Regions from separate parts of the Homo sapiens genome. Here region 1 is linked to region 2. Evidence: read pairs that join two places in POLR2A ChIA-PET (ENCODE). Cell type or tissue: PC-3. All regions are shown on one strand. Links, peaks and the distances in the headings refer to the core of each region. The heading gives the core; the rest is flanking DNA.

Region 1 (16,279 bases), core at 5,064-13,063, 120 kb after region 2:
TTAAAAATTATGTTACATTTATATAATGAAATGCCCTACCAGGAGAAAAAATGATGGAATAGTTGTTAAGGTAAAAACACATACAACGTAATTTTAAAAAGTCAATTTCAAAACATGATATATACAATATCACCTTAAGTTTTTTAAACTATTTTTTAATTTTGTGTAGCGATGGGGTCTCACTATGTTGCCAAGACTAGCCTTGAACTCCTGGCCTCAAGCAATGCTCCTACCTCAGCTTCCCAAAGCAATGGGATTACAGGCATGAGCCACTGTGCCCAGTCTATCGCCTTTACTTTAAAAGTACGTATTATGGACTGAATGTTTGTGTCTCCCCCAAATTTATTTGTAGAAACCCTAATTCCCAGTGTGGCTGTATTTGGAGAAAGTAATTAATGTTAAATGAGGTTATAAGTGTGCAGCCCTGATCCAAATAGGATTAGTGTCCCTATAAGAAGAGAAACCTCTCTGCTCTCATTCTCCCTCCCTCTCCTGACATGCATGCACAGAGGAAAAGCATGTGAGGACACAGTGAGAAGGCAGTTATCTGCAAGCCAGGAAAAATGCCCTCACCAAAAACTGAATCAGCCAGAACCTTGATCTTGAACTTCTAGCCTCCAGAACTATATGAACAGTAGTTTGTTGTTTAAGCCACCCAATCTATGGTATTTTGTTATGGCAGCTTGAGCAGATGAATAAAATACAGCCTTTTCTCAGTATCTGCAACAGACTGATTTCAGGACCCCCCTCCCAATCCCATACCAAAATCTGTGGATCCTCAAGCTCCTTGTATACAAAATGACGTAGTATTTGCATATATCCTACGTATATCCTCCCGTATATTTCAAATCATTTCTAGGTTACTTACAATACCATATGCAATGTAAATGCTATGTAAATAGCTATTATACCATATTGTTTGTATTAGTTTTTACTCTTGTATTATTATTTTTGTGTGTGAATTTTTTAAATCTGTGGTTGGTTGAACCTATGGCTGTAGAACCTGTGGATATGGAAGGCCAACTGTATGTAAAAAGATTGCTAGGCTATATTCCAAAATATTAACAATGGCTTTCTGATTAGTGGGGTCATGGATTATGTATATTTTCTTATTTTAGCTTAGTTGATATTTTATATAATACGGATAACTTTTTAAATAAGAGCTAAAAATATTTTCAAAAGACAGTGAAAACATTCTTCAGAAAACTTCCTGACAGTACTTATGTTTCCAATAGAAACTAGACACTTAAGTTTATTTTAAACCAAGAGAACTAAGATCATAACTTCTTCAATGGGTCCCAATAATCCCCGTCCCTTCTGTAATCATGACCTTTTGTAATTCCCTCCACTTGAGTGTCTTGAGTGTGAGTTGGACCTACTGGCTGGCTTCTAATGAAGAGAATATGGCAAAAAGTGATAGAATGTCACTTCCATGATTAGGTTATAAAAACTGTCACTGTCTTGCTGGTACCCTTTCTACCTCTTGCTTGCTTGCTCTCATGAAACAAGGTGCCATGTTGTGTGCTGCCCTACGGAGACGCCCACATAGCAAGGAACTGAGGGTGGCCTTTGGGTGAAAACCAGTGAGGAATAGAAGCCCTCAGTTCAACAGCCCATGAAGATCTGAATCCTTCTAATAACTATGTGTATAAACACAAAAGAAGATCCTTCCCTAGTTGAGCTTCAAGATGACTACAGCCTCAGCTGTCACCTTGATTGCAACCTGTGAGAGCCACAGAACCCTGCTATGCTGCATTTGGATTCCTGACACATAGAAAATGAGATAACAAATGCTGTTTTAAGCTATTACATTTTATGGTAATTTGTTATGCAACAATAGATAACTAATACAAATACCTACTCTGAAGAACACTCAATAAACAGAATTTAACCAACACTTCCTGCAAGTCTTACAAATTTAAATGTGATAATTTATAAATTCTAGATAAGAAAAAACAAAAAGACTAAGAGGATTTTAAGTGACTTAGAGGTAAAGGATGGCAGTGGAAACATCAGATACAGAATTCCAGCTTCTTGCGTGTCAAAACCCAAGTGAAGAGTACCTTTCTGTCCCTTCTTTGCTCCCACAGAATTCTTCCTGAACACTGCGCTGCAGGAACATATGTTCTGCTTAAGAAACACATTTTTTTCCAAGAAGTAAATGTGTAATAGTATATACATGTGAGAAATATGTTGTTAGCAATAACTGATGTTCCAGGCATTGTGCTAAGTAAATTATAGGTACTAGCTTATTTAACTATCACAAACACCTTATGGAGTGAGTGATATTACTATCTTCATTTTATAGACAAGGAACCAGAGTAGATTAGAGATATTAAATAAAAGTCACCAGCTAATAAAGTAGCACAGCCAGAACTGAACTCAAGCTTCTCTGTTCCCAAGCCTGAACTAGACACCACTATGAAAAACTGACCCCATTAAAAATAAACACGCATACACACAACACAACTTAGTATTTATATATAGACTGCATGTAAAGATGCCCAATAACTACAGTATACATGAAATTTTATTCTTTTTGTGAAGCATTCATTGAAAAAAAGATATAACTTTACCTACAATATCCTTAGATAAAAGGCAGTAAAAAGTCAACATAAAACATTATGAGGCCAGGTGTGGTAGTCACTCCTGTAATCCCATCACTTTGGAAGGCTGAGGTGGGAGGATTGCTCGAGCCCTGGAGGTGGAGGCTGCAGTGAGCCCAGACCCTGCCACCGCACTCCAGCCTGGGTGGCACAGTATGACTCTGTCTCAAAAATAAATAAATATATTTTATATTTTTATTTTACATATTTTATGTATTTATGTATGTTTATATTTTTATTTTACATATTTTAATATGTCGTATCTTTACAACCTTCCTGTGATATAGGTAATATTATCATCCCCATTTTACAGAGGGAAATTAGGAAATTAACAAATCATGGTTAAGTAATTTGCCCAAAGTCACACAAGTAGTAAGTAGCAGAACTGGTATATGAACACAGGCAGTCTGGCTCTAAACCACTGGCATTTTACTCTAAACCAGAACATTTTACTTCTTCAAAAGCTGGAAGTTAAAATGGTTTTACAGTTAATGAAAATATTGCCCCTTTGGATATCTAACTAAATTACAGATCTAAACACCACATTCAGAGGCCAAGCCTTCAGATTTTGTGATGTAAAACACCTTAGAAAAGTTATCTAAAAGTTAGTGTGATGAGATTATTAACCTTCTAAATGCTGGGGCACAGAAAATCATACCCCAAAATATGGTCTCTTGACATGCTGAACTAAAGAAGCAACCTCAAGGGCTTTCTGGCCTCCCCTCCCACTTCCTGTCTCAATCTTCTGCCTCTCCCAAAGCATAGGATGAGGCTGTTCTCTGAAGTTCCCTTATCTGCCTAGAAACTGGACCCACCAAAGAGGAACACAATTGTCCCCGATCCCCTTCCTAAAATTTCATTAGCTACAGAAGATTAAAACTCACATCACAAACAATGAAAAACTAAAGATCAGGAAAACAACTAAAAATGTTCAAAGTAGGGTGGGCATGGTGGCTCACGCCTATAATCTCAGCAAAAGTGCTGAGGGAGGCCCAGGTGGGAGAATCACTTGAGGCCAGGAGTTCAAAACCAGCCTACACAAAATTGTGAGACCCTGTCTCTACAAAAATAAAAATTAAACAGGTGTGGTGGCATGAGTCTGTAGTCCCAGCTACTCAGGGGGCTGAGGCAGAAGGTTGCTTGAGCCCAGGAGTTGGTGGTTGCAGTATGCCTAGGCAACATAGGGAGATCTCATCTCTATTTAAAGAGAGAGAGAGAAAAAAAAAAGAACTTACATGGATAGGAAAGTTTGGGGAAGAAAAGCCATTTATATTCATATTCTAGTTCTTATGCTTATTTCCATAACCAGTAATAAGGCAGTATCTCATACTTCTAATACACAACTTATTTCTGTTTCATTTGTCTCCTAATCTCTACTTTAGACTTCATATCCTGATAGGCCAATCCCATAGTTCTATTATTTCCTTTTTCATTCTCCTCTCAAGTCTATCCACTATACAACTTCTAGCTTTTTGTTCTTGTTGTTCTAATAATTAACAGGTGCTTTTTTTTTTTCCATTTCAACCTTTACAATAGCATTTCTTCTTTCTTTTTATTTGGTGCAAGGGAGGTTACCAACTGTTTTGAGAACCTGTGATTGGAAAAAGTACATATGTACATGTAGCAAGTTTTTACTTATCATTTTAAAGGGCTAAGACTCCCCCCAAAGCTCATCAATTTTACTCAGGTTAAAAATTCTGTTTCATACTTATTGTATTTACAATAAAGCAGAATACAAACACAATATAACAAAAGATATGAAACAGGAGGAAAAGGCTCTTGGTACTCATAGGACAATGCAAAATCATACAGAAGATTTTATGTACAAGCACATAGTTTGTAGCAAAACCAAAGAAGCATGGTTAATTATTTAGGATAAAGATAACATTTTATAATGTTCTCGGAAATTTTTTAAATGGAAGAAAGAAAATGAAAAAAATATCATCCTTTGATTTTAATGGAAATGACCATGACTATACAGGAGTTGGGAAAAGACAGTTCAAGGAACTACTCACTTTAAATAAAACACTTTGTTTACAATGGCTTGTGCTTATGCTATAGAATGTACAATACAGATAAAAAATCCAAATGAAAAAAATTTTTACAGGTGCAGAATATACACAAATATGAATATGCACTAACTGTAATCAAACTGTTTTCTCTTTGAGTTTTAAATATATGCTAATTTTGCTGTCACCTTAAATAACACTGTCCTTTGAAAGACACTACCGTTTTTTAAGAGATTTAAAAGAATCCATATAAAAAGATTAATCTCAAATTCCTCTGAATATATTTGGTGTTGATAAAAGCCTGCCTATTTCAAGACTGGTGTGGGCTTTGGCCCTTAACCTTTCATGCACATATAGTCAAAAGTCCTATAAAACTGTCAACTTGGCCTACCATTATCTGTGTCAAAGGTCACTTCTATACTTGAAATTTTATATTATAATGTGAAACAGAAACACTTAAAAAACTAAAATAAAAACAGAGTATCACCATCATTTAGTGTCATCAGATTACTGAAAATTTTCAACAGAAGTTCATTGTAGAAATTTTAGAAAATGCAGAAAAGTATAATGATGATGATGATGATGAGTAACAGAAAGGGTGCTAATGTCTTGTTTATTTTGCCTGAGCTAAGCATGTGGCATATACATTATATTTCACTTAATCTCTGTAACAATCCTATGAGATGATAGGTTGTTTTGTTTTTGTTTTTGTTTTTTTTAAAGATAGGTCTATTTTTATCAGTCACACAGCTAGTAGGTGGAAGAGAAAAAAATTAAACCTAGATCTAACTCCAGAACATAAGCTCTTATTCACTAATACATGCTGCCCAAGAAAGAAAATTAAAACCACCTGTAATGCCACCAACCAGATATAATCTCTGCTAACTAATATTATCTCACAACAATCCTACTCTAACTTTCCAATAATTCAAAGTCTCCCCTCCTTAGGCAACCAGTGGTACGGTTTGGTGTATTCTTCCAGAAATTTTTTCCTATGAATATATATTCATGTATCTATATAAAAGCATAATTTGTTAAATTATAGAAATAATGTTGCTGTGACAGGAGACTGTGGAATGGAAAAGTTAAGTGACATGTTCCAGACCATAAGATTCATCAGAGAAAAATCAGAATTGAAATGCAACAGGACACACTTAACAAAAAATGACCCTAAACCTTTAAGTATTTTTTCTGATTAAGACCTTGTCTTATACCTTAGGATCATCACTGCAAAAATAATAAAATCAACTAACAATTATGAGCACTGACTATGAGCCAAGCATTCTTCTAAGTGCTTTATATATATTAAACTGATTTAAAATTATCATCTCTATTTTTACAGATGAAGAAACAGGTAGAAAGGTTAAGTGACTTGCCCCAAATCACACACCTAATAAGTAATACTGTAGATAGAAAAGTGATAGAGTGTAGGATGAATCTATTTTCTTATTTTGGAAATTGCTTTATTGAAATCACTAACAGTTGGTTACCCTTTTTCATAAAAATAGAATATGACTATCTCATACTTAACTGAATTTTCTGCTTTTAAATCTAAGGACAGTAAGGAATGCTCATGGAATTTACACAGTGACAGGATTAGAGGGCAATATATTTTTGGACTATATTGTGTCCACTTCAAGAGCTGAACAACAAATCCTGCTTGTGACCCTAGACAAATCACTTGAATTCTCTAGATCTTAGTTTCCCCACTGTGAGACAATTAACACACACAATTCCCGGAACATCCCCTTTATTCTGGTAGTTTACTTAACACCATCGATTATCTCCACAGTTGTAGCTGCAGAACCAAAACATACTGTTTGCTTGTATTTTTCCCACATTTTTTGCATACAACAAATGTAACTTGAGGAACAGTAAACCTTTAATTAGATATTATAGAAGATAATGCTATATAATGAATCACTCAATTTAATATTCCAGCTCAACAGCTATACTCCAGAGTAGCTTTCCCTACACTTTTGGACTTAACCATCAGTGAATTGGTTTGGTTTGATCCACAATTTCCTTTTACATGCAGGACAACACAGAAAAGTTAGACGTGGGTACACAGATGTCAGGTACAAAAAGACATACCAAGAAAAATATATAAGTCTATTTCTCAGACACAAAAGCTACCAAAAGGTTTAAGTTTAGATAACACAGAAACAACACTGGCAGTTACTCCCCAGATATCAATAGTGGTAGAAGGAACCCCAAAGACTTTCAGCATTGTTCACTGAACCACTGAACAATGACTGTACAGTGAGTAGCCTGCAGCAGCCCTGTAACCCAATTGGTTCTCAAAGCATAGAATCTCAAACAGCAGCTTCAGTATGATCTGAGATTTTGTTAGAAATGCAAATTCTTGACCCACTCCAGACCTACTGAGTAAGAAATTCTGGGGGCCCACCAATCTGCATTTGGACAAATCTTCCAGGTAATTCTGAAGTAAGTTAAAGTTTGAAAACCACTGCTCTAACCTTCAGTTTGTGATTGTTGCCTCTGGGAGACAAAGTATTTTCCTAAATTTTCAGGTGATAATGAATAAAGCAGGCAGACAAGAAGGTATCAGAACACTAGTAGCCTTAACTGTATTACTCTGTATGAATGTACAATAAAATATCATCAGTGGTGTTAGTATATCCTATGTGAAAGAAATTCAAAAATTAAGTATTATTTCACTTTATAATACTAAAATTTGCATGAAAAAATGCAAAATCTTTTTGGTTTGTGAGTATACTCATCAATTCATTTGGTTATTGTTAATTTTTGATACTATGTAGAGATAATAGCTTCAACCCTCAGGTTACCATTCTTATCTTGGTAGAAACTAATTTTCAGAGCATCTAATAACTTGATTAGAGATGAGCAAATCACTATAAAGTTTCTATGCTTTAAAATTGTTTCAGATAAGAAAAGGAAAGACTTTTTTAGCAGCACTTTGATATTGTGTTTTAGTTTCTTCCTTGCTTTCTAAAAATCATAACCGAGCTTTAGTTTAATTCTAATTCAACAAAGAATTCATGCCTGTGGAAAATATACATAAATAATCACCTGAGTAAGACTTTAGCTTTAGATTAGATTAAAGATGTCAGATGGGCAATCAGGAAGTGAAAGATTAGGCCCCCATGACAGTCATTCTGACTTGCAAATCTGGAAAAGGCCTCTGATAGGGTTTTCCTTCTAAAACTCAAGAAAGGGATAGAAAATTAGCACACTTATTTTACTTTATAACACTAAAATTTGCATGAAGAAATGCAAAGTACAATATTCGACTGCCCAAGAAGCGTGACAATACCTCAAAACATGAAAGATTCTTCTAATCGTGTGCTATAGTACCATTTAAAGAACTACTTTGTTCCTTTTGAAAACAGAAAAGCTGGTTCCTAATACAAAACTGTGATTGATTTAGAAAAGAATGGTTATCTATAAGAGTGGATGAAGCCGTTTCAATACCCCGAAGGAAAGCAAAATCCCCAAGGTCTTTCAGTATTCAAAATTGACTCATAAAATGAAACGTCTCTCATTTTATGAGGTTTGGCCCAAATTTTCTCCTACTGTTTTGTTTTTTGTTTTACTATGTCCTATCTGGCTTCGAAGGTATATTATACTGACATTTCAGATCACAGATACTGATATCTTCCCCAGAACTAGGAATCATTTTACTCTGCTGACCCCTCATGCTGTAAATATGTAGTAGTTGTATTCACTGTGGTTTAACATCAATTTTAATGAGCAGGAATAAACAAAAGACCTAAAACCAAGTCTTCCAAGGTCCTTCCTTTACTAATGCTCTAATCTGTATACTCAGCTAGAGCTGTGAACATTTCTGACACAGCTCTATAGACTGACTGTAGAGAGAGTGTAAAGGATGTTGCCAGGCAACTCATCTAAGTTTGAAAGAATCTAAGCATTGATAATGAGTCTTTCTCAGTTTGGCTCCCACACAAGAAGGGTTTTAGTGAACTCTCACATGTGTTTACAGGCCATTCACAAGAGGTATTTCTAAAAGTAAGTATCTGTATCCAAAAGGAGTCCATCTCGGAAACCTATATTTCTTTTCTAATTCAAGTTTAATGTTTCCAGCATCACAAGTATTTTCTATAATCACCAGAAATCCAACAGGAATTAGGCATAAAGGTTGTATGCAAAAGTGTTGCATAGAACACTTTTGTGTCTAGTGTTGAATGAATATTCTTATTCACATCTTCAACATTTCTGTTTGCACATGGCCACAGCAAAATTTCTTTAAGTATCTCAAATCACAAAAGTAACCCTACTTACCTAAAACTACTTATCTACCAAAATTATTTTAATTCTTTTGAAAATTACCTTTGAAATTATTTTCAATACTTACTCTCATTATTGTATCAAAGTCAAAACAGGGCATTCAGTAAAAACTATGTTCTATTAAGAAGAATAGGCAATCAGTTGCAAAAGAGGTAACATGTTTTTATGAGTAGTATACATGCAAAACACTGCTCTGCTGGATGGGCCTGATCCAATCCTCCCTCTTTCAAAGCAGACACTTTGCATGCATGCTTACCAGGGCAGTATGCATCCACGTCCAGTTTCTGAGCTGAAGTGAGGGTTGGTGAGCCAAGCTCGGATTCTGGAATTCGTGGGCTCTCAACAAACTTTGCCTTCCTCAGAGGGGCTAAGAACAAAAAGAGAGAGAGAGCAAGCAAGAGACAGAGAGAGCAAGAGAGAAAGAAAGAGAAAGGAAGGGAGAGAAACAGGGAAAGAGAAGGAAAAAGGGAAAGAGAGAAACATAGAGGGGTCATGAGTAAGGGGAACAGCAGGCAACAGATGGAAGCACTTAAATGAACGACACACTCTGTCAGACTCAGATCAGGTTACCCTATTTTTTGAGCCAGAAAAAAAAAAAAAAAACTAACTGCATTCTTCATAGAGGAGATGGGTCTTGTTAAAAGTCACTGAAAACTGGAAAAGCTAAAATCTAATATTCAAAACTATTAGTATAAATTGTGATTGTCTGTTACCTTATTTCTCTCTCTTTATAAAGCAAAGAGCTTTCTTACTTTGGCTTCTTTTGCCATTAAATACAGATGTTAACTAAGGAAAGCACAGGACTATGTTTCAAGGTTTTGTTTATAATAACTGTAATCAAAAGGTTTTTGTTATCCAGAAATAACTACTCTAATACTTGGTCATGATAAACACCATAAGTAGGATTAAATATAAGCCATCAGGCCTAATCTACGTAGCTTAACAAGAAAATCAATTACCTTACTTCTCAGCTATTAATGTAAGAAGTCAAAACTGCTGGTGGACTAAAGCATTAACTAGGCCCTGCTAGTTTGACACTAGAAGCTAAAGACATGTGATTTAGTTACCAATTTAATCATGATGCCTATGGAATATTAATATCTCATGCCATGGAATCCATTCATTCTTGTAAGGAATAAAGTATAACTCATGAATTGAAAGTTTTACTTATTGAAAGTATGTACACATTTTATTTACTAATTTTTAGGAGGAAAAATTCAGGAATGCTATTGATACACATTCGAATAATCAGTTATTGTAAAAGTTAAAATATGAGGATTGCTTAGGTGCTTTCAAACTGAGTTCTATTAAATAAACTATAATAGGGTGACAGTGCTTAGCACAGTACTGGCACAAAGTATTAGTTGAATCTGAAATTGATTTGTTTGTATTATATATTAGTGTCATAATCATAGGTGGCCAAGACATGTGTCTAAGATCACATTACTTTTCTCAAAAGTTTCTGCATGTTCTTCAAAGTCCTCATCCATTACTGACCCACAAGAGATTCTACGTTATTCCTAAAAGACCCTGTAAAAAGTAATATACAACTCTGTTATCACAATGGTCAGAAATCTCCTTCATTTTCTTTGAAGGATAAAAATCAAGTATTAAAAGTATATAGAAACTATTTTCAAAATGTGTCAATACTCAAAACCAACAGACAACTAAGTCACGCTTTATACCTTAGGGTATGTATATTTTCAGTATATGTTAAAAAATAATAAAGCCTGTTACTGTCTCCATGGCAACAAAGGCCTAACATTAAGAGTCCTAACAGTATGGTTCTGTCAAAAGCAAGCTTTGGAATAGCAGAACTCTCACCTTTGCTATGAGTGTGAGACTTGAGCCTGTTTTTAAAAATCATTATTACAAATAAAGATCTCAAGTGATTTATATGTATATATGCAGGCTACTAATAGCCAATATTAGAATCTCTTTCATTATAATTTCACCAACAGATTTAAAAATAATGAAACAGTTTATTTATTCAATACTGCTTAGTATAGGAAAAATGATTATATAGTAATTTAATCCTTAAGGCTCTTAAGTCCTTTACTAGAATTTTATTAAAGCATTGTCATGGCATCAGAGTAACTGTTTTACCTGCTGAGTTCTGACAAAGACAGCACAGGTCCCTGCTCAAGGGACTCTATATATCTTAAAATCTTAAAAACATTTTTTAAATAATGAAATTTAGGGCTAGTAGACAGACCAGAAACTTAAGGTAGAAATGTAAGAAAAAAAGTGAAGGATGGCAGGAGAACTTAAGGGAGGTATGAGGCGTGTACAAGAATTATGAGATGAAGTCAAGGGAAAAGATCAGGGTTCTAGAGATCATACAGAAAAAAGGAAATAGCTGAAGACTGTGAAGAGAGTATGGACTATATGGTGTTAATCAGAAGTTAAACAGATCTGGCAGAGGAAAAAAAATAAAACCTCTTACTAAAATACACAATTCTCCAGCAAAGAGAGTTATTTTAGATCTATGAAGCTCGATGTATACCAACTTCTTTATTTTCCCTTCTCAGGAAATTCCAACTGAGGTTATCTTTATAGCTCACAGGAGACATTTAATTCTTTCTTCTATCTACTCTTCACCTCTTCCCTCATCCATGGGGTACTGTGCTTGTCTAATAATAAAGTTAAACTGTTTTATAAGGTAGATGATAATGGTGTTCTCATCCAAGTCACAGAAAACTAGTGTCATTTGTAAGTCAAACACAGCAGGGACAATCACAGATATGATAAGTTGAACAATAGTCATAATATTGCTTGGTGGAGAACATAGAAGGGCAAGTTGGAAGATGGGGCATAATGTTTTACCTGGAAGCCTGGAATTTTAATATGCTTCATTGTAAAAAATGGTACATAAGATGATTCATGTGAGTAAGAGAATTCCACATTAAAAGGCCTTCTCTGATAGTTAAAAGAAGAAAGAAAGTGGTTGAGATGAGATGGGTAGGAACAATCTAAAGCCCAAACTTGGCATTTTATTGTGATGTAAGAGATAACAGAAACTACTGCACAAATAAGTGATTGGAACTGACACTGGGAACATCGATTCTTATGCCCTCAATGACTTGAGTTACAGAATCTGGCAGAGGTTGAGCAGATGAATGCATATCGGCTTAGAGGTTAAGTAGAGTGATCTGAAAAATCTAGGTCTTGATTCTAGCATATATTAATAGTAAGAAATTAGGCAAGTTATTTAGCCTTACCAAGCCTCAGTTTCCTCATAAAGTCACAGTATTGTTATGAGGCTTAACTAATTCCAAACATGTATAAGTATTTAAGCACAGTGCTTGGATACAGTGATATAGCTCACTTATTAAGTTTATTAATACATGGACTAGTGAGGGCTACGGCTACAGAAAACAAAGTAAGAAAGTAGTTTCAGACATACTATAGAGACAGCATAACATGGCAGCACATTAGTGAGGAATTTGAGAGTGCAGGAATTAAGGGTAAGGGCTCTGAAACCAGAATGCTTACATTAGAGTCCTATTTCATTCATTTTTTTTCTAGCTGTAAGAACCTTTCTGTGTTTGTTTCCTTTCATCAGTTATTTTGGGCTAATAATATCAAAGACAATTTGTGAGGATTATATTAATTCAAATAAAATCCTCAAAACAGTACCTAGCCCAGAATAAATGTTCTAAAAACATCAGCTGTTATTATTGTTTTTGCTGTTGTCATCACAGATTCAGCATGATTTGGAAGTCTGAACCGTGCATATATGTTGAGGCATGGGGGTAGTAAAACAAAGATGTCTAAGGGGATGTGAACAGTGATATCACCAATTATTTTTTAATTGAGAAGGGAATCATGTTGAAGAAAATACAATATGTTATGCCTTAGTAGAGTATCCAAATCAAAATGGTCTAAGTTAGACAACAATAAATATGTGGTACAGAATGGAAGTTAAACAGTATTCTTTAGACCATGGGTTCACAAAATGTGGTGCCTGGACCAGCAGTATAATATCACCTGGGAATTTGTCAGAAATGCAAATGATCAGGCCTCACCCCAGATAAGCTGGGTCAGACACTCTGGAAGGTGGGGGCCCAGCAATCTGTATTCAGCAAGCCCTGCAGGTGATCGTATGGCACACTGAAGTTTGTGAACACTGGATTAGAGAATCCACGAACACCACATGCAAACTGCTCATTAAGAAAATTTTCTTAAGAAAAAAGCTGTAATGAAATACAAATCAAGGCCTCATCTGTGAGAGTATCAACATGTGTGGTAAAGTTAGAATTTCTTTTCTTTTTTCTTTTTTTTTGTGAGACAGGGTCTGGCTCTGTTGCCCAGGCGAGAGTGCAGTGGTGTGATCTCAGGTCACTGCAACCTGCAACCTCCTCCTCTCAGGCTCAAGTGATTCTCCCATCTCAGCCTTCCGAGTAGTCGGGACCACAGTCATGTGCCACCACGCTTGGGTAATTTTCGTTATTTCTTTTTTTTTTGGTAGAGACAGAGTTTTGCCATGTTGCCCAGGCTGGTCTGGAACTCCTTGGACTCAAAAGATTTGCCTGCCTCAGGCTCCCAAAGTGCTGGGATTACAGGCATGAGCCACCCACGCCTGGCTATTAGAATTTCTTTTCAGTCATTCTTTTACCGATTTAACTCTTGTGTTGTTGTTGTTGTTGTTGTTGTTGCTGTTTTTTAAAGAGTCCTAAGTTATAAAGTATTAACCATATGGGGTCTATTTTGAAGAAATAACAATACTATCTATACTCACTAATTCTTCCCATGATCACCTGGGAGGCAGGTGGTTGAGGGAGGATAAGAGCAATCAGATTCATCACACAGGAATGCTAATGGTGAAAAGAGAAAATCTACCTATCGAGGTTCCTCTGTATGCTGGAATGCTGTAGATAATGTTGAAGTATATCTAGTCAAAGAAATATAAGGGCATTAAAATAATAAATAATTACTGAGGTATTGTCTTTAGTAAATGTTTCATAGCAGAAGGGATTTTTTAGGAGGAAACTGGCAGAAGACTCAGATAAGAATATACAGAGAGAACAGTATGGAGGCAGACCAAATGAAAGCAAAGATCAAGAAAATGTAAAATGAAAGATAAATATAAAGATAGGCAGAACAATAAAAGTACCAAGAAAGTATTTTCACAAAGTTGGATTTGAGATTATAAAGTATATTTAGTAAAGTTAACCTGAAGATAACTTAATAAACATTAATTGTCCAGTGTGGTAGGAAAATAAAAATGTTTGTGCAGGCAAGAAAAAGAAATACAAGGCATCCAAAGTAGAAAGAAGTAAAATTATCTGTTTGCAGAAGACAACTTATATGTAGAAAACCCTAAAGACTCCAGAAAAATACCTGCTGGAACTAATAAATTCGGTAAAGTTGCAGGATACATAATCAACTCACAAGTTAGTTGTATTTCTATACACTAACAATGAACAATCTGAGAAAAAAAACCTAAGGAGACAGTTCAATTTAAAATAGCAACAACAAAAAAATAAAATATGTAGACATAAACTTAATCAAGGAAACAAAGGACTTGTGCACCAAAAACTATCAAACATTGCTGAAAGAAATTAAAGAAGGTACAAATAAATGAAAAGGCATCCATTCTTCATGGACTGGGGGACAATATTAAGATGGTACACCACCCAAGTGATCTATAGATTCAATGCAATCCCTATCAAAATCCCAACGACTTTCAATGACTTTTTTTTTCCCCAGAAATAGAAACATCCATCTTAAAATTCATGTGAAATCTCAAGGGAACCTAAATAGTCAAAACAATCTTGAAAAAAATAATAAACTTGGATTTCTCACACTTTCTGATTTCAAAACTTACTACAAAGCTATAGTAGTCTAAACAGTATGGTACTGGCATAAAGACAGACATATAGACCAATGGAATAGAAAAGGCTGGCCAGAAATAAACCGTATCATCAATAATTTTTGACAAGGGTATTAATACCATTTAGTGGGAAAAGGACAGTCTTTTCAACAAATGGTTTTGAGGAAACTGAATATGCAAAAGAGTGAGGTTAGATCCTTATCTTACGTCATATAAAAAATTAACTCAAAATGGATCAAAGACCTAAAAATAAGAGCTAAAATTGTAAAACTCTTTGAAGCAACATAGAAAGAAAAGATTTGAACTATAGAATTGTAAAGAAGTAGAGAGAAACATTGAGAAATTTATCTGGAAAGAGAAAACTATATTTTAAAAAGTTTTAACAAAGCTTTCATATGCAGAATCTTATAACATTTTAGTTCCTAAACATTTACTAGAAAATAAACCTTTGAATATCATGAATTTTCTGTAGTGGGAGTGGGAAAGAAGGGTAGAAGGAGAGATAGTGTTTGTGTCATTCTTTGTTTCCTTCTTATTAACCCTGGATCTCTGTTAGGTTTAAAATCTGGAAATAGGTGGGAAGGGCATCCTCCTACCCTATCTAATGTGCTGATTAACTATTTCTCATGATTGTGCTTCAACGGTGACATAAGCAACATCCTGAAGAAAGCAGAAATGCAAGGAGATTTTCCCTTTTAATTATTCATTTCCTGCAAAATGGTGGGGGGATCAAGAACAATAAATAAAAATAAAATAAAGCACACACAAAAAAAAACAGAGAGAAGGAAAAACCAGTAGAATCTGACATTTTGGCACAGGGTAGATAAAAGTGAAAAATGGTGAAGAGGAAAAAAATGATAATTCATATTCCCTGTTAATTCTGAGAAAGTAACTATCTAAAGAAAAGAAAAAAACAAAAATAAAAAAGATACAATGCAGAAAAAGAAAATGAAAATTTGATATGATAATCTTTATCAAATAAAGCCTAGTCTATTGTAGAAACAATTTCTGACTCTTCATAATGCAAATAAAACTATACTTCTCTGAAACCAATTATAAATTAATACACAGCTGCAAAGTATCTTTCTAGTTATTTCTTCTATGTAAGTATAAAAAAATGAAGTACATGTTTTATAAACCTCTCATCTCCCTCTATCTTCCCCAATACTACGTGTTATGCCTTTTAGTTCCCTACTCGACATACTCCAAATTTCATATAAAAACTGTTGTGTGTAGTTTTACATCCAATTTATGCTGAAGTGTCAAATAATTGGAACACATTTATTTAAATGTGAATGTATATTATTGTAGCTAGAGATATAGTATATGTATACATTTCTGAAAACAGACTATTAGATATCTGATTTCTCTGTGATTTATACAAATATAAAGGAAATATAACATGTATGCAGTGTGGCAAAATAAAGATGACTTTGTTTACCAATACAAATATCAATTAGTATGTGGCCACTAGTTATCTACTATGGACTCTCATATGAACCTTTCCTATCCCTATTTATCATAGTGAACAACTGTAG
Region 2 (16,279 bases), core at 3,839-11,838:
GGATGAATAATTTTTAACAAAGGTACAAAAGGAATCCAGTAGATGAATAGTCTTTACAACAAATGGTGCGGGAACAACTAGGTATCCGTATCTTCCCCTCCAAAAAGAAGAAACCGAAAAGAAAAAGAATGTTGACACATATCTTGCATCATATACAAAAATTTACTCAAAATCAATCAGATACCTAAATGTAAAACATAAAACTACAAAATTTCTAGGAGAAAATATTTGTGTCCTTTCATTTGTCAGAGAAATCTTAAACACGACACTAAAAGGCCAGTCCTCTAAGACATAAATTCACAAGTTGGACATCTAAAAACTTCTGTCTTCAAAAGACACTGTTAAGAGAATGAAAAGAGAAGTCATAAACGAGGAAAAAATATTTGTAAATCAAGTATCTGTTAAAGGACGTGCATCCAAACTAGATAAAAAAAGTTTCACAACTTAAAGAGGATGTTCAGATAGCAAATAGGCGCACAGGAAGATTTTCAATATCAGTTACTAGTAAATCCAAATTAAAGGCGCAGTGAGACATCACTACATAGTAGTAGAATATCAAAAGTTTAAAAGATTGACCACGCTGTGTACCAACAAGAATGGGGAGGAACTGAAACTCTCATACATGGATAGTGAGAACGAAAATGATACAACCACTTTGAATATCATTTTGCAGTTTCTTAAAAAGTTAAACATATACCTGTCAGATGATCTAGCCACCTACTCTTAAATATTTGATAGAATTCAATGGTGAAACCACTTGATCATGAAGTTTTATTTGGTGGATGGTTTCTGATAGCAGGTTCAATTTCTCAAAGGAAATAGAGACCCTGAGATATTTTATTTCACCTTGTGTTAGTTTTGGTAAGTTGTGCTTTTCAAGAAATTTGTTATTTTCATCTAAGTTGTTGCAGTTACTGGCATATATAATATCTCTTTATATTTTCTTATTATCCTTTCTATGTCTGTAGAATGTGTAGTGATATCTCCTCTTTCATTCCTGATATTAGTAATTTGTGTTTTCTCCCATTTTTCTTAAGCAATATTAAGATTCATAAATTTTATTTATGGGGTTCATAAATTTTATTTTTTCAAATAACGAATTCTGGCTTTGTTCATTATTGCTAATGTTTGTCTATTTCTTACTCCACTGATTTCTGCTCTTATCTTTATTATAATATTTCCTTCCTTTTTACTACATTGGGTGTATTAATTTCTTAGGGCTGCCATAACAAGTTACCACTAACTTTGTGGCTTAAAACAACCAAATTTTATTTTCTCACAGTTCTGGAGGCTAGAAGTCCAAAATCAAGGTGTCCCTAGGGCCATGCTCCCTCTGAGGCTCAAGAAAGTTTTTCCCTCTTCCTAGTTTTCGGTAGCTCCTATAAATCCATGGTGTTCTTTGGCTTATACAGCTCTATCACTCCAACTTCTGCCTCCAAATTCACATGGCCCCCTTCCTTGTGTACTTCTGTGTGACTTCTCTTCTTTTTAAAAAATACCGTCATTGGATTTAGGGCTCACCCTAATTTAGCGTGATCTCATTTTAATTTAATTACACCTGCAAGGTCTTAGTTCCAAAAAGGTCACGTTCTTAGATTCTGGGTGGACCTGAATTTTTGGGATACATTATTCAATTACACTGGGTTTAACAGATACATTTTAGAACCTCTGGATTCTGTTATGTTCCTCTCAAGTATGCTGATTTTTGTTCAAGTATGCTGATTTTTGTTCAAGTTAACTTAGCCGGATTCAAATTCTCTTCGGTTATAATAAGCAGCTGAAAAGTTCTTTCAGCTTCTGGGTGTTTCTTTATTTGCAGAGCTTATTAGGATTTCTTCTATACATATATGGTTCAGTAGTCAGCCAAGGATCTGGGGCAAGGCTTACACACACATTTTGGGACCTACCGCCTCTGCAGCTCCCTTTCTTTTAGAAATTCCTTGCTAACTTTCCAGTATTCTGCCAGCTTTGGGATTCTGTCCTTTGATACTTCAAGTAAGTAAAGCTGTGGCTTTCTGCCACCTGAAGCCATCCACAGATTGGAAAGAGTCCTTAAGCAAAATGCTACAAACTTGAAAATACAAGTTTGTCCTTATATTCCAAATATAAGTTTTGGTCCCTATATTTCAAATGTAAACTCACTTCCCACTTCCATCTGCTTTCTGCCACTCTCCAGTGCCTTCAAATAGTTATTTTTTGTATTTTGTTCATAATTCTTAATTGTTATCCATGGAAGGCTTAGTCCAAAAAGGCAATTCTTCCACTAACAAAAGCTGGAATTCAGACATGTTTTTATTATGGCTTTAAAATGCTTTAGCAAAGTGCGCATTCATTTGTCAGGCCAGAGGTGCCAGATGATGATTTTACCTCATTAACTCTGAGAGGAATATTTTTAGCTTAAAAATTCTCAGCAAGTAGTTCTTACAGTACAGCCAGTATAGCTACCTATTTATAGGTAGGTGTTAGCCAAAGTAAAAAAGACCTACTGAAGTTCCAGAAGCATTCAGCAGAGCAACCTGTCCCTATAGATCAGTATTACATAAAATCTACCTAGCAATTTTTCTAACCCTATCAGATTTCTGCTAATAAACAGAATCAGACAAAGAAGTAACAGATGTATTTAAACAAGTCATTTTTAGTGGAAAGAAAAAAGGGAGAAAGCAAGAACAAAAGTGACTAAGCTAGGAGACAGATATTTTCATCATATCTTAGTAATTAATTACTACAAAGGATGGTGGGAAGGACTCTTAAAAAAGCAACTCTTTTAAAAAGAGGAGGGAAAGGATCAACCTTCACTATTAGCAGACATCCTCAATAATTAAGAAGATATGATATTTACTTGGCAGCCTACAGTCTATTCTATATAGAGAGTAGGTCAATACCTAAACTGAATTAAAAAAAAACTAGGTTTTACTTTTTTACCCAACAATTAAAAAACATATCTGGGGTTTAGTTTTAACTATTTAGACTGAAAAGTACATTTCATCCTGAGATTTGGCAAATCTGTGAAATTCGAGAGTGTAACAGAATCGTGGAGAGGGTAAGAGAGAAATGAACTAAGTTAGATCTGGATTCTAGTTCATGGTTTATTATTCTATTACCCTGGGCAAGTGGAATTAACTGCTTTTGGAGGCAGTTTCATTAAATGTGAAACAAAGGACTTGGATGAAATCTTTAAGATTCTTTCTTAGTGCTAAAAAAAGCTTTACGTGAATCAGATTTTAAACATATGAGAATTGAGTGATACTGACTATGAACTAACCATGACTCAAATGTTATTTCCCTTGTTCCTTCACAGAATCCCTTTGCCACTTCATTTCTCCCCACTTCCCCATAATCTTTCGTAAAAAACAGGGTCAATGAAGTCAGGCATGTCTCTGAAAAGAACTCTCTAGAGCTGATGATTCTCAATCTAAGACCTTTCTAGAATTTGATCTAAAACTTTTATCTCACTCATAAGACATAGGGGAATAAAAGTTAAAAATGGGTGGGGGGGACTCCTTGGGAACAATCAGTTTATTTTTGAAAACACTATGTTCCTTGTTGAGGTGTCCTTTCTGTACAGTGCTCACCAGTGAGGATTGCTGCACCTAGTCTAAGACTTTCAGTCCTTTGAAAACATTATGTGATATGACAGGTGCTATATAAAAGCATGGGGTTTCAGGAGTTTAGTATTTCCTAGCAAGGCTTAGAGCTTTTTCCTTTTACTAGATCAGCTACACTCTCTATATATCTTAATTTACCTCTCCTTTGGGTCACAATCCTCTGTTTCTAATTTATAGCCCCTAAGATCATTTAACCACAGGTATTATATCAGGGTAGGTTATATGCTCAGACATAACAACTCTGTGACCTTTTGCAAATTACTTAACTCCTCTCTCCATCTTGATTTCTTACTCTGTAAAAGGGGATACATATACCTCATGGGGCTGTCATGATAATGTAGTTATTAGCATGAAACCTGGTACATAGTAAATGCTCAGTAAATGCTAGTGATGGTCATGCTTTCATCCTGTCTTCCCATTCTTGATGACGAACTCTGCTCAAGTCTTTTCACTTTACACATTTCTCAATCACTTTCAGGAGTCTTGGCAGCATCATGGACTTCCCCTCACCTTCACGTTTCAGTGCCATCTGTTGCCTACTCCTGATGTTTGTTCTTCCATAGGGGGAGAGGCTAATTAAAGCACAAAGCTACCCTCTTAAATTTTTAAGTGAATAGTACAGCATGGCTAACTATAAGCACAATGTTGTACAGCAGACCTCTAGAACTTTTTCATCTTTCATGATTGATACTTTATACCCATTGAACAGGAACTCCCCATTTCCTCTTTCCCCCAGCTCCTGGCAACCACTATTCTACTTTCTATTCTGATGGTTACTTTAGATGCCTCATGTAAGTGGAATCATGTCATATTTGTCCTTTTGTGACTGGCTTACTTCATTTAGCAGAATGTTCTCAAGTTTCATTCATATTGTAGCATATTACAGGATCTCTTTTCCATTGATATATAGACCACATTTTCTTGATCCATTCATCCTTTAACATTTAGGTAGTTTCTGTCTCTTGGCAATTGTGAATAATGCTGCAATAAACATAGGAGTGAAAATATCTCTGAGACCCTGATTTCAGTTCTTTTGGAAAAATACCCAGAAGTGGGATTGCTGGATCATATGGCAGTTCTATTTTAAATATCTGATGAACCTCCATACTGTTTTCCATAGCAACTGCACCATTTTACATTCCCACCAACAGTGTATGGGGTTCCAATTTCTCTACATCCTCACCAACACTTGTTATTCTTTCTTTTTTTTTTAAATAATGGCCATGTTAACAGGTGTGAGGTACTATCTCATTATGGTTTTGATTTGCATTTCCCTGACAATAAGTGATATTGAGCATTTTTTCATATACCTATTGGCTATTTGTATGTCTTCTTTGAAGAAATGTCTATGTAAGTCCTTTGTCCATTTTTAAACATTGTTTTGTTGCTACTGAGTTGTAGGAGTTTCTTATATATTCTGGATATTAACTCCTATCAGATACATGGTTTGAAAATATTTTCTCCTATTCCATAGATTGCCTTGTTACTCTGTTGCTTCTCCTTATCCTTCTCCTTAAGACAGGTCCTCATTCTGTCAGCCATGCTGGAGTGTGGTGACACAATCATAGCTCACTGAAGCTGCAGCCTTGGACTCAAGTGATCCTCCTGAGTAGTTGGGACTACAGGCGTGTACCACCGTGCATGGCTAATTTTTAAAGTTTTTGTAAAGACAGGTCTCACTATGTTGCCCAGGCTGGTCTCGAATTCCTAGCCTCAAGTGATCCTCCTGCCTCAGCCTCCCAAAATGATGGGAATACAGGCACGATCCACTGTACCCGGCCTGTTACCTCTTTTTAAGTACTAAAAATACTGATGCCAAATACTGATGACTCATCTGGCATAGAAATAATTTTAGTCTTTGTTTTTTTTTTTGCTGAATTAATAAAATTCATTAAGCATTGTGTTGGCATGTTCTTATACATTATCTTACTATCTCTGTTCCTTTAGTTCTTTTCCATTACATGTTCCATTTCATTGTCCATCTGGCAGTGTCTATTCTTTAAATTTTTTTTTTTTAGCTTTTCTTAAGTATCAATGAGTTAATTTTAAAGGTAATAAACTGTAACTTGTTTTCTTCAAAACTGCTTTTAAATGTTGCTAATTTCTATTCCTGCACACTAACTGAACAAGGATGCTGGCAATGATAACTTAAGACAGAGAAATGACATGATTCTGAGCTGCATTTTAGAAAGATTACTTTGGCAGCCAGGCATTATACTGATTAGATGACAGAAAGACCAGAGAAGCAGAAAAGATAACTGATGGGTCTTCGGCTTAATACCGGGGTGACGAAATAATCTGTACAACAAACCCCCGTGACACAAGTTTACTTATGTAATGAACCTTCACACGCACCCCGGAACCTAAAATAAAAGTTAAAAAAAAAAAAAAAGAAGAAGATGGAAAGACCAGAGGAGGGAGGCAAGCTAATTAGCAATATTGAGAATGGAGAATATGGAAAGAATGTGAGAAACTCTGTGAGAGCTGAACCCTCAGGGTCTGGTCCTGACTGCATATAGGAGATAATGTAGATGGTGCTTCAATGCTGACTCCAAGATTTAAAGCTCAAGTGAGAGGAAAACTGAAGTACTATTTAGGAAGAGAGGAGTCGAAGCTGGTTTGGGTGAATGAATCAAGTATCCTCTCTGACCACAGCTCCTGCTGAAATATTCAACAGTCTTTGCCATCTCCAATACCGCAGAGTACAGAGTATCTACCATAAGCCAATGTACTGCTATTACTGTATTACCGATTGCTTTTTATATTAAGTTGTCTATGACATAGTTTCCTTATTACCACTACTTAAAGAGTTGTGAGGATTAAATAAGAATATGTTTAAAGCTCTAAGCACTGTGCCCACAAAGAGTAAGAACTCCAATAAATGTATGCTATCACTTTTACACCTTTTGAAGAGTGTCTCACTGTTAACATTTGTCTTAGTGTTTTAAAAAGTCCATTGCCTTCTATTAATGTGGGGATAAAAAAGGGGGAAGGCTTATTTTACTCTGAAAAAAATCTTACTTTGAATCTTTGAATAACTTCCATATTAAATTTCAGCTTTCTGACATTGGTCTTATGGGAAAACATTTGTTGAGAAAAATCTGCAGTCACTGCTGAGTGGAATTTTCAGAAAGAGAACAAAGATCTTTGGAGAACAGTTAAAAAAAAAAAAAAAAGAAAGGGAAAACCCAATTCTCCCAAAGGTTGCTGCTTTTTTATATGCTTCCTCACATTTAATACCTGAAAATGTAGAGAAAACATAAAACAGTAAAGGTTTTAAAATAGGAAATATTTGATAAAATATTTATAACTATGGCAATACAGTTGTTTTAAGTATTGTGCTCTTAGAGTGTTGGCTTTTAAGGTGATATACAACATTTATTTTTGGGAATATAAAAACTGGGTATTTTAATTCGTTGAAATTTAAGATAAAACATTTTAAAGTGAACTCTCATTGATGAAATAGCCTTTCGTTTGTGGCCTTAAAATGAAATCATCTAGTTCTGTAATTTTATGAGCATCTGGGGAAGTTATTTCACAACAAACCTTTTATATACTACAAGATTAAAAAACTTAGATCATTTTACTGAATTACAAAATTTTTTTGCAAAGTCTTATCTAAGTAAATTTATTGGCATTATGGTTACTTTAATAGACCTAGTCACTTTTGAGGAAAATAATAAGATTAATTGGGAAGTTTATTCTTTAATTTAGATCAAAACATCAAAATAGGTTAAGAGTGTGTTATTTTTCTTTACTGCACTCAAGGCATTTTAAAGTATTTCCAGTGAGATATCTTGCAGAGTTAGATGTCATGATGAGAGTTTTGTTCATGTTACTTCACAGTCTTCTCTGCAGAAGAGCTGGTTGGGGGTGAGGGGAACAACCTCATACAACTAAAACTTACAATCTACCCATATAATATTTACTATAGGAAGTTATGTGCATGCAACCTTATCCTTGGGTTTTGAATCTACTTAAGAAAATTTAATCTTACTTGTAGGGATGAAATAATGAACAATGAGGTAGAAAAGACTGATGGAAATATTCCCTTGTAAATGTGAGAGCCAGCCAGGCAATGATCAAGATGACTAAGCAACCTCAGGGATGTGTGACTCAGTAGGCTAATGTAAGAGCATTTAGCTTCATGACATGCATCTTAGTCATCATCATAAAGGATTCATTGTTTCAGAACAGTACGGGACTCATAAATGGTGTGAAGCACAGATTTGATAAAAATTAAATTTATTGCTTTGATAAAACCAAGTTAACTGTGGCAGGGCCAATTTCACATAAATTCTGCCAATGAATCAGACTATCATTTGTACATATGCCCTCCAACCTAGTGTCTATTAAAGTAGCTAATAACTAAACACAAAGCCTCTGAATGGCTTTTTATGTAATGAGATTTAGTAAAAGTTCTAAGGAAACCACCATATATTGAGAAATGAAGTTTTAATTAGCAATATATAATTTCTTCAAGTAGAAGAGTGTGGTTGTAACTTAAGACCAGGCAGGTTAGGGTCTCAATATTAATAATTTGTTGTTAATTTAACCCACGTAGCTACCATTCAAAGTCACTATGCTACAATTTGCCTTGTATATTTTAACTCCTCCTGGTTCCCTTTATATAATCCATCATAAGATTTATTACATTTATCCATAAAAATAAACTATTTCTTCCTTCCTTGTAATAGGCAGCAAACTTAGTTTCTATCTTTCTCTGCGGAATGAGAGAGCTTTCATTAAGATGATCAGAAAGAGTGGACATTTTCAGGTGGATAATTTTTAGCATAACTCCACATTAACCTAATGGTGATTAAATTTAAAAACATGAAGCCAAAAATAATTAAAACAATTTTTTTGAGACTGTTGCCCAGGCTGGAGTGTAGTGGCACGATCTTGGCTCACTGCAACCTCCACCTCCCAGGTTCAAGTGATTCTTAAGTCTCAGCCTCCTGAGTAGCTGGGACTATGGGCCCACGCCACCATGCCTGGCTAATTTTTGTATTTTTTTAAAGTAGAGATGGGGTTTTACCATGTTGCCCAGGGTGGTCTCGAACTCCTGACCTCAGGTGATCCCTCCACCTTGGCCTCCCAAAGTGCTGGGATTACAGGTGTGAGCCACCATGCCTAGCCTAATTTTAAAATTTTAAGTTAAAAACTTTATTAGTTAAATTAATTCAAATTAATATCTATCAAAGACATTAGGCTTTGGGACTAGAAAAGGCGCTTGTAGTAGGTTAGCTAGCTATATACTCTGTACTAGTACACAATCTTCTATGACTTTTATCATTAGTATTCAAGCTCTTGGATGGTTGACAGCTAGGAATCTGTTAAGTTGCTTTGGACAGTTGACTCACATGACCTCTCCCCCGTTGGGCCGGGTTTCTGGAAATATCAATTTTTGTAGAACAGTTGTTCAAAACAGCTGTCTTGAAGAGTGAAAAAAAAAAAGGACTTTTTAACTAATGAAGCAATGTTGATGTTAATATCCCACTTGGAGATGTTATCCCAACTTCTGCTTCAGCAGTCAAAAGACTACCATTATCATCAAACAACTGCAGTTACTATTAAGGCACCTGTTAAATTAATTATGCCTGTATTGTTAAATCATGTTCATGAATAACATGTAACCAGCTCTCAAACTACGCATTTTTGCACTTTTGTAAATAGACTGATGGACCTTGAGGCATAAAGCTTATCTTCAATTACAATGACATCCTCTAAACTAGTGGTTTTAAAAGTGTGATCTGCAAAATCACCTGCAAGGTTTAAGACACGGCTTGCCAGCCCCATTCTCAGAATTTCTGATTCAGTAGGTGTGGAATGGGGCTAAAGAATCTGCATTTCTGAAAACTTCCTAGATAATGCCACTCCTGCTGGTCCCAGGACCACACTGTGAGAGCCACTAAGCTCGCCTACTGCAATAGTCTCAGTGAGAGGCAGTATTGAAGGAGGTGAAAAGTAGTTGGATTTGGGAGCTCTTTGGAGGTGTAGAGCCAACAAAACTTGTTTTTAAACATTGTGATCCTAAAATAAAATAAAAGCGTCATCTGGGGATCCCTAGATTCTTGAGATATGTTCTTGGAGTTTGCAAAGTCAAAACTATATTTACAGTACTAAGAGGTTATTTGCCTTTTTCCACTCTCATTCTTTCACAAGTGTACAGTGGAATTTTCCACAGCTTACATAACTTTAACATGTAATGGGTCTATTATTTATAAAAAAATGAATAAATGAGTTATTTCAACAATCCCTATTATTATTTTAAAACATTATTTTAAACAAAGTATATTTAACATATTATTTTTAATTTCTAATATGATAATATCAATTTATCCCATATAAATATAAGCTCAATAATTTTTTAAAAATGAGACAGGGTCTCCTTCTATCACCCAGACTGGAGTGCAGTGGAGCAATAATGGCTCATGGCTCACTGTAGCTTTGGCCTCACAGGCTCAAGTGATCCTCCCACCTCTGCCTCCTGAGTAGCTAGGACTACCACCATGCATGGCTAATTTTTAAATTTTTTTGTAGAGACAGGGTTGTTGCCTAGGCTATGTTGCCTATGTTGCCTAGGCTGGTCTTGAACTTCTGGCTCAAGTAAGCCTCCCACCTTGGCCTTCTAAGGTGCTGGGATTACAGGGACAGCCATAGCCGCCTGTGTAATTTTTTTATGAGTATAAAAGGCTCCCGGGACCAAAAAGTTTGAGAAACACTGCTCTTAACAGAATAGTACAAGATTCTGCCTATATGAAGTTCCCAATCAATGCATGGCTTGTCACCTCAAATGTTCTTTGGACATACATCCAGAGGATATTATTTCAGACACTCTCTACACTTGAAATCAGTCAGTCAATAAACTTAGTTATCTACTGGGTATACTACAGTGTATATAAGCATTAACTACCATCTCTAGGATCATTTAAAACCAGAATTGTGATTAAAAAACTATTTCAGAATAAAATACCTAGGAATACAGTTAACCAGGTAGGTGAATTATCTCTATCAGGAGAACTTCAAAACACTGCTCAAAGAAATCAGAGATGACACAAACAAATAAAAAAAATTTCATGCTCATGAATAGGAAGAATCAATGTCGTTAAAATGGCCATACTGCCAAAAGTAATTGGTAAGATTCAATGTTATTCTTATCAAACTGCCAATGACACTCTTTACAAAACCAGAAAAAATTATTTTAAAATTCATATGGAACCAAAAAGAGAGCCCAAATAGCCAAGGTAATCCTAAGCAAAAAGAACAATGCTGGAAGCACCACACTACCTGATTTCAAACTATACTACAGGACTGCAATAACCAAAACAGCATGGTACTGGTACAAACAGACGCATAGACCAACCGAACATAATAGAGAACCAGGAAATAAGACTGCAAACCTACAACTACCTGGTCTTCAATAAAACTGACAAAAACAAGCAATAGGGAAAGGACTCCCTATTTAATAAGTGGTGCTGGGATAACTGGCTAGCCATATGCAAAGACTGAAACTGGATCCCTTCCTTACACCACATAAGAAAATTCACTCAAGATGAATTAAAGACTTAAATGTAAAACCCCAAACTATAAAAACCTGGAAGACAACCCAGGCAATACCATTCTGGATAAAGAAATAGGCAAAGATTTAAAGATTTCATGATGAAGCCACCAAAAGCAATTCCAACAAAAGCAAAAATTGACAAACAGGATCCAATTAAACTAAAGAGCTTCTGCACAGCAAAAGACACTATCAACAGAGTCAACAGACAACCTACAGAATGGGAGAAAATTTTGCAAACGATGTCTCTGACAAAAGTCTAATACCCAGCATCTACAAGGAACTTTAAGTTAAGAAATTTAATTAATTAAATTTAAATTAATTTGTTAAGAAAAAACAGATAACCCTATTAAAAAAAATGGACAAAGGACATGAGCAGTCACTTTTCAAAAGAAGACAAACATGCAGCCAACCAGCTTATGAAGAAGAGCTCAATGGCAGAACACACAGACACAGGGAGGGGAACATCACATACTGGGGCCTGTTGGGGGATGGGGGGGGCAAGGGTGGGAACAGCATTAGGATAAATACCTAATCCATGCGGGGCTTAAAACCTAGATGACGGGTAGATAGGTGCAGCAAACCACCATGGCACATGTATACCTATGTAACAAACCTGCATGTTCTGCACATGTATCCCAGAACTTAAAGCAAAATTAAAAAAAAAAAAAAAGAAAAAGAGCTCAGTGTCATTGATCTTTAGAGAAATGCAAATCAAAAGCACAGTGAGATACCGTCTCATAACAGTCTGAAAGGCTGTTAATAAAATGCCAAAATATAACAGATGTTGGCGAAGCTGTGGAGAAAAAGGAACACTTATACACAGTTGGTGGGAGTGTTTTCCACAATCAGTTCAACCACTGTGGAAAACAGTGTGGCAATTCCTCAAAGATCTAAAAATAGAACGGCCATTCAATCCAGTGAAATCACTGGGTATATTCGAAGGAATATAAATTGTTATCATAAAGACACATGCACACATATGTTGACTGCAGCACTGTTCACAACAGCAAAGACATGGAATCAACTTCAATGTCCATTGATGGTAGACTGGATAAACAAAATGTGGTACATACACACCATGGAATACCATGAAGCCGTAAAAAAGAACGAGATCATGTCCTTTGCAGGAACATGGATGAGGCTGGAGGCTGTTATCCTTGGTGAACTAATGCAGGAACAGAAAACCAAATGCCGCATGTTCTCACTTGTAAGTGGGAGCTAAATGATGAGAACGCATGGACACATAAAAGGGAATGACAAACACTGGGGCCTACTGGTGGGAGGAGGTAGGAGGAGGGAAAAGATTGGGAAAAATAATGAATGGATACTAGGCTTAATACTTGGGTGATGAAATAATCTGTACAAGAAACCCCCATGACTCATACCTATATAACAAACCTGCACATGTACCCCTAAACTTAAAAGTTAAAAAAAACCTATTTCACAGAACTTGTCAGAGTACTCCTTTAAAATGTATGAAAGATACACCTCTATTCTAAAGTGGAAAGATATACCTTAATGCAGACTAAAAAAGATTTTCAATCATTTCATTACTTTTTTGGGGGTAGTTTCATTTTAATCATAATCAGAAGAAAAATATGTCAAACTGAAATATGACTGTAATTTGTACATTCCTTTAAATAAAATTAGAAAGCATGATGTGACATGTTTTTAAAAATTATTCCAGGAAAACAAATCTGATTTTTTCTGAAATAAAGTACAACATTGTGGATATAATAATCACATATTATAAAGGCTTGCCAAGCAGGTCTGAAGAAACATAAGGAAAGTTTATCTGCCCAAGTTTGCTTTCCTTTCTTGATAATGTGTTTTAAGTCGTATCCTAAGCCATACAATTCATCTGTAAACAATAATTAAGATAACATGTTACTTTTTGAGAGAGGATTATTGTTCAGGGACTCTAAATTCTGAAAATTCTGAATTAAAGTTATTACTAGTTTTAGTATACTTTACACTGCTAAGTAAACACCTTGCTTTTTATGGATCAATGTACCCAGCTGGATGGCATGTTCTAACCGTTTAGACTGCTAAAAGGAAAGCTCTTGAAAAATAAAGATGACTTCAAGGAACTGAAATACTAACATCATAGCATCTTCATCAATGGACAAACTCCAGCCTAAGTATTAATGTAAACAATAAGTTAAGACACTATTTGCAAGGAATATGAAATTAGTATTTTTAGAAATTCAATATTCAGTCAGAGCCCTTCCTAAAGATTTAGGTGAGCTTTGGGAAAATCTTTGAATGTGCTTTTGTTGTTTCACTGAATGCTTCGGCTGAAGATCAATGCAATGGAAAAGATCTTTGTTGCATTCCAGATAAAACTGGTATTTGTAAACATCAAGCTCACCAGAATGTATCTGTTAAAGACCTTATTAAATCTTCAGATACTACAAGCAGATAGGTACTACCACATATCAACAGAACTCAATATAAAGGTTTCCCAAAAATTTCACTGCTGAAATCTGTCAAATAATTTTGTTTTCTATGTAGTATAACATCTATTATTCAATGATTAGTAAAGCAGAAAATAAAGTCAACAATGTCAGTATGTTTTTTAGTAATAAGATGGAAGATGATGCCAATGTGGCAGATTTTCAATCAAATCTGAAGGTCCATATAGATCAGTAGTTCTGTCCAATCTTCTTTATTACGGCTGTGCATTCTGGTCGGGGCGCAAATCAATTATTTGGTCTCTTGATCAACTTTATTCAGACTTTAGATGTAATTAGTCTAAAATAGTGCTTGATATATTTCCATTTTCTGGACTGTAAACACACAGTTGCATATGCCATGCAACTGGTATATGACAAACTGAAGAACTGGCAAGCAGGATGGACAAAAGGACTGGGAACTAAAAGTATGACTGAGGCTATCAACTAACTGCTGTTGATGGGAGGTATGGTAATTGTTGCAATACAATCAATTATTTTAAAATCCTGTTTGCTTAGCCATCACTGAAAAACTGTTAGCATAATGATGTCTAGAGTGGACAGCAGACATGTATAAATTCCTTCCCATGGGAATTGTGCACGTGGCACTATACTGCTTAGAGTAGGGAATAGGACAAGGGGTGAAGAGGAGAGCTAAAGAAAGATGAAAATCATCCGTAAGATAAAATTAAAAACACACTTGTGGTAGAGATAGAGATTGCTAACATACCAGAGAAAGGAGACTATCTGTTAAAAGCTATCAGAGACAGTTTGGTTCATTTTGAGCAAACGAGAGGCATAGAAATACCAATAAGAGGCTCCTCAACTAGACCATCACTGTAACAAAATGACAGTCTTTAAAAAGATCTGGTGCCAGCTTGGAGAAGCATGTAGCATGCCACAAAGAAGGTAAGGCAACAGGTACCTGAGTGAGAAAAGGATAGGTTGTGTAGCTCTTGCTAGGCCAGGATTATAGGCACTTTCTAAAAGACCAAGATAATAAAATATTGCATGTTACTAGAAATGGCCACTAAAACAAAAATGAAAAAAATTCCCTAGCAAAATACAGCCTGAGTATCCCTTATTTAAAATGCTTGGGATCAGAAGTGTTTTGAATTTCAGATTTTTTTGGACTTTGGAATATTTGCATATATATAATGAAAGATCTTGGTGATAGGACTTGGGTCTAAACAAGAAATTCATATGTTTCATACACACCTTATACACATAGCTTGAAGGTAATTTTACTCAACATTTTGTGAAACAAAGTTTTCACTGCAACCCATCACATGAAGCTAGGTGTGGAATTTTCCACTTGTGGTGTCATGTTGGCACTCAGAAAGTTTTGGATTTCGAAGCATTTTGCATTTTGGATTTTCAGATTAGGGATGCTCAACCTGTACATTATGATCAGCACAGTTCACCTGCAATATGGCTAGGGCTGAATCTGGTCCGCAGTCACTTCTGAAATCCAAGATCTTAGAAAGGTTATTTCCCCCATTACCACAGCCCCTTTACATCTGTTTTCTTTCAGAATTTCGAGGAACTAATGCTTCCAAATGTTGATAATTACACAATGCCTGTCTATGAGGAGTACAATGTATTTGTGTTTATCTTTCTCTAGACTCAGCAGAAATGAACTGGTCACATGCTAAAATGGATCATTTCACTTCTTAGGGAGGTTTAAGTAAGTATGGGAATAGGAGACAAAGCAACTTTTTGGCTTTTGCCCATTTCCATCTGTTCCCGGGCACCCTTAAAGCCCTTCTGTGGTTCTAACCTCTTAAATCCTGCTGTGTGCGAGCACCACCCATGCTCTGTCTTGGCATTCGTAGAGAAGTTCTCAAAGGTGTATGTCTCTGCTCATCCAGGTAAGCAAGGTCTTCCAAGTGGGCAGAGCTGGTGGCTGACAAGAAAGAAAAGTTTAGTTAGAATATTTAAGTTCAGAAAATGTCTTTCAGCTAGTCTGTATCTCCGGAACTTTGGAATCAGGGCTTACTCCAGCCAAAAAATATATATGCAAAATATGTAATATATATAAAATACATGTATTTTATGCCTTTAAAAATCCAAATAAGTGGTTTGTAAAAAATATTAACCCTTCATTTCACTTGCTACTTTAAGACAGTACATAATAAACCTGTGCTTGCTAAGAGGTTCTATAACCTTAAACAGAGGGATTAAATATTTCCTATTCAAAAAGCAAAACAAACTAAGCAAATAAACATAAACCCTTACTTCATAAAAGAAATAGATAATGGTAGATTTGAGATTTAAAATGAAAAACAAAATGCTAGTCCAAAAGCTTAAAATGCCATCTTGCCTCTGAATGTCTGGATCATGAAAGCTGCAGAGACAGTAACAAAAAGGAAGTTTCTTTGTTATCAAAAGAAATAGTAAATGGGTTTTTACTAAAAACTGAGTGAAAGAAAAAATTCATTTTACAAAAATGTTTCAAATTATAAGAAATACTAGAGTATCCATTTTATTGTTTGAAAATATTAGCTACCAGTGGTTCATGCTAGTAATCCCAGGACTTTGGGAGGCTGAGGAGAGTGGATCGCTTGAGCCCAGGAGTTCAAGACCAGCCTGGGCAACATGGCAAAACCCTGTCTCCACAAAAAATGCACAAAAAAATTAGCCAGGCGTGGTGGTGT

The links. ChIA-PET counts read pairs that join two places held together with the same protein. Peaks named below come from ENCODE experiments on the same cell type or tissue, not always from the same donor. Only the 100,000 strongest peaks of a DNase experiment are listed, where the experiment ranks them.
Region 1: POLR2A ChIA-PET joins it to region 2 with 10 read pairs; 2 of 35 experiments call an interaction of 5 or more read pairs at or near these places.

The regions. Positions count from the first base shown.
Region 1 is chr17:63,144,263-63,160,541 of GRCh38, reverse strand. TANC2 (tetratricopeptide repeat, ankyrin repeat and coiled-coil containing 2) reads right to left here. Exons shown (of 28, transcript NM_001394998.1): 5 at 9,162-9,272. Among named protein-coding and RNA genes, the nearest start is that of TANC2, 190 kb to the right of the region's middle. In PC-3, for the core only: no CTCF peak of the experiment used is centred there; no DNase peak of the experiment used is centred there.
Region 2 is chr17:63,266,997-63,283,275 of GRCh38, reverse strand. It overlaps TANC2 (tetratricopeptide repeat, ankyrin repeat and coiled-coil containing 2), which reads right to left. Exons shown (of 28, transcript NM_001394998.1): 9 at 15,403-15,528. Among named protein-coding and RNA genes, the nearest start is that of CYB561, 170 kb to the left of the region's middle. In PC-3, for the core only: no CTCF peak of the experiment used is centred there; DNase peaks (open chromatin) are centred at 7,735 and 8,935; H3K4me3 peaks cover 893 bases; H3K27ac peaks cover 5,021 bases.